2 separate regions of the Homo sapiens genome follow, and region 2 is linked to region 1. The links are chromatin contacts, found by Hi-C or POLR2A ChIA-PET in ENCODE. All regions are on one chromosome and are shown on one strand. Each heading gives the region's core, a stretch centred on a gene start or an enhancer-like site at or near the end of the contact. The rest is flanking DNA. Distances are from core to core; before and after follow the strand shown.

The links. A loop is a pair of places that touch in the nucleus more often than their neighbours do. ChIA-PET counts read pairs that join two places held with the same protein, here RNA polymerase II (POLR2A).
Region 2: a map of PC-3 shows a loop between it and region 1 (3-fold over the local background). The contact joins two enhancer-like sites. A Hi-C loop is called at or near these places in 3 of 168 maps with a recorded cell type or tissue (A673, PC-3 and posterior cingulate gyrus). POLR2A ChIA-PET finds 5 or more read pairs at or near these places in 1 of 52 experiments (A673).

What each region holds. Positions count from the first base shown.
Region 1 is chr5:17,126,684-17,130,211 of GRCh38, forward strand. It overlaps BASP1-AS1 (BASP1 antisense RNA 1), which reads right to left. Exons shown (of 3, transcript NR_027253.1): 3 at 3,345-3,528. Among named protein-coding and RNA genes, the nearest start is that of MIR10522, 28 kb to the right of the region's middle. Within about 2 kb of position 1,752, at least 5 of the 41 ENCODE cell types and tissues checked have a DNase peak (open chromatin) inside an H3K27ac peak, as active enhancers do; they include PC-3, where a contact is called at or near this core.
Region 2 is chr5:16,956,307-16,959,834 of GRCh38, forward strand. No RefSeq gene overlaps it. Among named protein-coding and RNA genes, the nearest start is that of MYO10, 22 kb to the left of the region's middle. Within about 2 kb of position 1,610, at least 3 of the 41 ENCODE cell types and tissues checked have a DNase peak (open chromatin) inside an H3K27ac peak, as active enhancers do; they include PC-3, where a contact is called at or near this core.

The sequences.
Region 1 (3,528 bases), core at 502-3,001:
CCACCTCCTGGAACCATAGCTGTTCCTCTAGAAATGAAGATGGATTCACAGATACGATTACACGTAGGTGAAGTTCTGGAACAGGTAAAACTAATTGATGGTGACAGAAATCGCAACAGTGGTTTCCTTCTTGGTAGAACTCATTGGAAAGGGGCACGAGGGAACTTTCTGGGGTGTTGAAACGTTGTTTAACTTAATTTGGGTGGTGGTTTACATATGTGTATACAATTGTCAAACCCCCTTGAATCACAAAGATCTCTACATTTCATAATATTTAAATTATACTTCAATTAAATTAGTGGACAGTGCTGAGATGAGCACGATAAAGCCCATTTCTTTCCAAACACACTTGTTCCCTGTTACATATTAATTTATGCCTGACCCAATGCCCAGTGAGCTCCCCTTCACAATGGCACCGATGTAGAGGGATGACAAATTCTCAGGTTGGTTTAGATTACAACAGTGGGCAGAATAAATGTTATTTCTCCAAAAAAAGTGATGGGCTTGGACCTTGCCTCAAGTTATGGACCTCAATCTTTCACAGACCTCAATCTCTCAGAAATCCAAGGCCCAGATGAATCACGGCATTTTTCCTAAGGCCACACAGTCAACCAGTAGTACAGCTGGGTCTAAAACTTAGACCAGCTCCCTTTCCCCTTCCCTACATTTAGTCTTTCTCCTCTCCTCTCCTCTCCTTTCTCTCTTTCTCTTTCTCTCTCTCTTTCTTTCTTTCTTCTCCCTCCCTCCCTCTCTTCCTTCCTTCTCTCTCTTTGTCTGTCTCTCTCTCTCTTTTAGATGAAGTCTTACTCTGTTGCCCAGGCTGGAGTGCAGTGGCACAATCTTGGTTCACTGCAACCTCTGTCTCCCGAGGTCAAGTGATTCTCTTGCCTCAACCTCCCAAGTAGCTGGGATTACAGGTGTGCACTGCCACGCCTGGCTAATTTTTGTATTTTTAGTAGAGACGGGGGTCTCAACATGCTGGCCAGGCTGGTCTCGAACTCTTGACCTCAAGTGATCTGCCTGCCTCGGCCTCCCAAAGTGCTGGGATTATAGGCGTGAGCCACTGTGCCAGGCCAAGTCCAGTTTTCTTTCCATCGTAGTATGTGGAGTAGAAAAGAGACTTCCCTCAGACCAACCTTTGTTCCCAACCTTGATCTATCAGGTATTACCTGTATGAACTCAAAATAATGTACGTACTGCCCCATGCCTCAGTCTCCACATCTATAAAATGGAGATACTGTGTTTACCTGTGGTTGAGACTAAATGAAATAAAGTCTGTCAATACCAGGTGCTTACTGACTGGCGGCCCCTTCTCCTTCTGGCCCTATTCATTGCTAATTCTCCTGCCCGGCCTCTTCCTTTGAATGCTTTTCATGACTAATTCTCCATATTTCCTCCCTATACTCAGCCCCTTGGTATGTTTATTCGCAAGGTTATAATACGATGAATCAGCTCTTTAAATAAATATTTTTCTTCGTGAGAATTAATAACCCTAAGTGTTTAAGGCGAGTTTTTAAAAATTCCCTAAGTCTCTTTTTCCCCATCCCCAGCAAACTCTTGATCCAATAAGAAAACAAACCTCATAAATAGGATAAACTGCAGCATATTGCAAAGAAACCGGATACTTTTTTTTTTTAAAGAAAATACGTGAAAAGGTAAAAAGACTTCAACTTCTCGTAGACTTTCTGTCATCTTTGGCAAATTATATTACTTTCCTGTGCCTATTTAAGAACCTCTCAAAATAAAAATGGCTGTTTCTCTTGCAAAGTTGTGAAACGAAGTAGAAATAATTAGTACTTTATCTAAATACATTTTAGGACATTTGAGGTCCTAGCATCAGACTCTCATCTGGTTCCTCAGATCACCCTGAGGACATTTCAATACTGAGGGTCTGAAATTTGAAGGGGACAAATGAGTGCTTTGCTGCTTGGACCAGTGACACATTCATTTTGTTGCCTTGTCCCATCAGAAACCCCTTCTCTTCTGCTGTGCACCACTATGTTTTTGCCTCTCTCCTGGTCAGTTCCAACGCTGGCAACAGCTCCTGAGAGAGTTGACCAGGCAACTATTAAGTACAAGTGGGCCGGGTGCAGTGGCTCATGCCTGTAATCCCAGCACTCTGGGAGGCTGAGGCAGGAGGATCACTTGAGCCCAGGAGTTTGAGACCAGCCTGGGAAACATAGCAAGACCCTGCTCTACAAAAAAATTTAAAAATTAGTTGGGCATCCTGGTGCACGCCTTTAGTCTCAGCTTCTCAGGAGGCTGAGGTGGGAGGATCACTTGAGCCCAGGAGTTGGAGGCTGCAGTGAGTTGAGATTGCACCACTGCCCTCCAGCCTGGGTGACAGAGAGAGACCCTGTCTCCAACAACAACAACAACAACAACAACAACAACAACAACAACAAAGTGATTGATATAGCCACTGCCTTCTCTTCTCACCATGCAAAGCCTAGACATTGCCAAGAAGTGCGTGGTCATGACGCAAGTCCAGCAAGCACTATGTCTGGCAGAGAAAGCCACCCAAGAGTCACCCCTCCTGTGACCCCTGAGAATCCTCAGTGTTGGCTGCTGTCATGGCTCTGACCCACAATGATCTGATTTGCTGAGTAAAGATGGGGCTTAGAGAACGTGCAGCATTCCGGCAGCAGGCACATCGATGGCTGCTGGTTTTTATTTCGTGATAGAGCCTACTGGCTCTTAGAAGGCCAACACTGCACACAGGAAGACACAAAACAAACACACTCATCAAATCCTTGCTAGTCAGGCTGAGCTGAAAAACAAACTTCGAATTTTCTCCCTTAAACGGGACTGAACTTGACTGGGGCACTTGAACGTTTCCTTGGAAATGTCAAACAGCAAAACTCCGTTCTTTCTGGGTACATCTTTTAAACTCTGTCCCTCCGGGGAAGACCTTGGAGATTTATGCTACTCATACACTTAGGCTTAAAAAAAAAAAATCACATCCTGTAGATTCTAGCTGAGGTTCTCAGTTTAGTCTTTAGCACAGTTTTTTCTTTAATCACATGGGAAGAGAATTTGGCTTAAGGGCTCCGTTTTTCCAGGAAGACACAATAATTATTGGGCTGTGCGTAGCACAAACTGAGTCTCGGGTTGAAGCTGGTATTGAGATGAGCTTTAGAAATTCTATATCCAACATAATTTTATATATTTGCTTTAGTTCGCATAGCAAGGAAATGGTATTTGGTAAGGAGTTCAGTTCACAGAGCCACGTGATGGCTGACTAGGGGGTCAAAGCTGGAGCTCCAGTTTTCCAGTTTGGTGTCTTTTGCACAGAGCACAGATTTTGTATTTTAAGCAATTGTGCCTTTTATTTTTATTTTTTTAGAGGCAGGGTCTCACTCTGTCACTCAGGCTGGACTACAGTGGTTTGATCATAGTTCACTGCAGCCTCCAGCTCCTGGGCTCAAGGGCTCTTCCTGCCTCAGCCTCCAAGAGTAGCTGGGATTACTGGCACTTGCCACCATGCTCGGCTAATTTTTTAAATTTTTTTGTAGAGATGGGGTCTGA
Region 2 (3,528 bases), core at 360-2,859, 170 kb before region 1:
AAACTAAATATACTGCCCAAATGTCAAATGTCCCAGGAAAACCCATGCAAAAAAAAAAAAAAAACAATAATTTTAAGCACATACCCATACGTAGAGCCCTTTTAGGGCAAACTCTCTGGGGAAGAATTCACCCTCATCCCAATGGCCTGGGGATTCTGAGAGGCATGAACACACAATAAAACAGAAAACCCTAACATCGGGGCTTAAATAGCAGAAGCTTATTCTTCTCTCATTAAAGTAAGGTACTGAGCCAGCAAGGGTGGGTGCAGGGGCTTCACAGCTCTTGGGATTTCTGGGTCCTTTATTTTCTATGAAGCTTATTGGAATGGGTTTAAGAGACATCGGGAGAAGAGGACTGAAGGGCATTAAGCGCAGACTTGCTAGGAGTTGGTTAGAAAGGAAACTAGTGAAATGGGGAAATACCTGGAGAGAAAAGTAAAGACAAAAGAAAGGTTCTATTTTAAGAAGGAGAGGCTGGGTGCAGGGTCTCACGCCTGTAATCCCAGCACTTTGGGAGGCTGAGGCAGGAGGATAAGTTGAGGTCAGGAGTTCAAGACAAGCCTGGCCAACGTGGTGAAACCCCATCTCTACTAAAAAATACAAAAATTAGCCGGGCGTGTTGATGCGCACCTGTAGTCCCAGCTACTTGGGAGGCTGAGGCACGAGAATCAATAGAACTGGGAGGTGGAGGTTGCAGTGAGCTGAGATCACGCCACTGCACTCCAGTCTGGGCAACAGAGTGAGACTCTGTCTCAAAAATAAAATAAAATACAATTTTATTATTTCAAAGAAGGAGAACCCATCCATGCTTGGGTGCTTATGGGAATGGACTAGTTGAAAGGCGAAAGTTGGTAGAGAGGAGAAAAGCATGGCCAGAGGGATGCCTTTGAGTTGTCAAGAAGGGGAGATTTGGTATCCAGATTGCAGTGTGTGACCTGACTGTGTTAGAGGACCTCAGAGAGGCAAAGAGCACCCCTAGCTTTGGAGGTGGTGAGAGGTGAAGCCAGCTGGACTTCCCGGGTCTAGTGGGGGCTTGGAGAACTTTTCTGTCCAGCTAAAGGATTGTAAATGCACCAATCAGCACTCTGTGTCTAGCTAAAGGATTGTAAATGCACCAATCAGCACTCTGTAAAATGGACCAGTCAGTGCTCTGTAAAATGGCCCAATCAGTACTCTGTAAAATGGACCAATCAGGAGGATGTGGGCGGGGCCAAATGAGGGAATAAAAGTTGGCCACCAGCGCCAGCACCCGCAAGCGGTTCAGGTTCCTTTTCCACACTGTGGAAGCTTTAGTCTTTCACTCCTCACAGTAAGTCTTGCTGCTGTTCACTCTTTGGGTCCACAGCACCTTTAAAAGTTGTAACACGTGCTGAGGAGGTCGGCTTCACTCTTGAAGTCAGCGAGACCACCAACCCACCAGAAGGAAGAAACTCCAGACACAGTGGCACTGGGTGGAAATTGAACAAGGAGCTCTCCTGACTTAAGTCTGAGGCCCTCTCCCTGGTACAGTTGCTTCGAGGGCCTAGGCGGGGCCTTAGCAATGTGTTCCTATGGTTTTGAAAGTGTTTCATGAGCTGTTTTCATTGTAATAGATGCACCTTAAGATTCAGCTTTCCAATGTTAGCTGTGTTACGCTCCCCCCTGCATTCTGGGGGCATTGGAGTAGGCGGGAGGATTCTTGAGACCTGAGTAAGGGGAAGTTTAGTGGTATATTAGTCAGGGTTTTCCAGAGATACAGAACCAACAGGATGTGTATATATAGAAAGAGATTTGGTTTAAGGAATTGGCTCACACAATTGCGGAGGCTTGCTTAGTCCAAAATCTGCAGGGTAGGCCAGCAGGCTGGAGACCAGGGAAGAGTTGTAGTTCAAATGCTGGCAGAATTCCTTCCTCTTAAAGGGAAGTCAGTTTTTGTTCTAGTAAGGCCTTCAACTGATTGGATGAGGCCCTTTTCCATTATGGAAGGCAATCTGATTTGCCAAAGTCCACTAATTTAAATGCAAATCTCATCCAAAGACACCCTCATAGGCACATCCAGAATAATGTTTGACCAAATATCTGGTGGCCCAGCCAAGTGACATATAAAATTAGCCATCAAGGCCAGGCGTGGTGGCTCACGCCTGTAATCCCAGCACTTTGGGAGACCAAGGCCGTTGGATCACTTGCATCTAGGAGTTTGAGACCAGCCTGGCAACATAGTGAGACTCTGTCTTTACAAAAAATAAAAAATTAGCTGAGTGTCATGGTGTGCATCTGTAGTCTTAGCTACTCAGGAGGCTGAGGCAGGAGGATCACTGGAGCCTGGGAGGTCCAGGCTGCAGTGAGTCGTGATCACTCCACTACACTCAGCCTGGGCAGCAGAGTAAGACCCTGTCTCAAAAAAAAAAATTAGCCATCATTCATAGGATATATTTTTGTGCTTTGGAGTGTTTTGTTTTTGTATTTATTTATTTATTTATTTATTTATTTATTTGAGACAGAGTCTTGCTCTGTCACCCAAGCTGGAGTGCAATGGCGCAATCTCGGCTTACTGCAACCTCTGCCTCCCGGATTCAAGGGATTCTTCTGCCTCAGCCTCTGGAGTAGCTGGGATTACAGGTGCGCACCACCACGCCTGGCTAATTTTTTTTTTTTTTAATTTGTAGTAGAGACAGGGTTTTACCATATTGGCCAGGCTGGTCTCAAACTCCTGACCTCGTGATCCACCTGCCTCGGCCTCCCAAAGTGCTGGGATTACAGGTGTGAGCCACCGCACCCGGCCATGTATTTTTTTTGAAACAGAGTCTTGGCCTGTCACGCAGGCTGAAGTGCAGTGGCATGATCATGGCTCACTTCAGCCTGAACCTCCCAGGCTCAGACAATCCTCCTGCCTCAGCTTCCTGAGTAGCTGAGACCTCAGGTACATGCCACCATGCCCAGTTAATTTTTAAATTATGTATAGAAATGAGGTCTCCCTATGTTGCCTAGGCTGGCCACGAACTCCTGGGCTCAAGTGATCCTCCTGCCTTGGCCTCCCAAAGGGCTAGGATTGCAAACATGAGCCACTGCACCAAGCCATTTGTGTTTAAATGAATGCTAGCTGTCTGGGGGTAGTGCTGCAGTGAACATTCCTGCCTAGTGCATGGCTGACTCTACCAGGAAGGAGACCTGGAGACACATGGCCAGAGATCTTATTACAAAATATCTATTATATGAGCCCGAGAGGTTGAAGCTGCAGTGAGCCCTGATTGCGCCACTGAACTCTAGCTTGGGCGACAGAGTGAGACCTTGTCTCAAAAAGAAAAGAAGGCCGGTGCGGTGGCTCACACCTGTAATCCCAGCACTTTGGGAGGCAGAGGTGGACTGATCATGAGGTCAAGAGATCGAGACCATCCTGGCCAACATGGTGAAACCTCATCTCTACTAAAAATACAGAAATTAGCTGGGCATGGTGGCGGGTGCCTGTATCCCAGCTACTGGGGAGGCTGAGGCAGGAGAATTGCTTGAACCCAGGAGGCAGAGGTTGCAGTGAGCCAAGATCGTGCCACT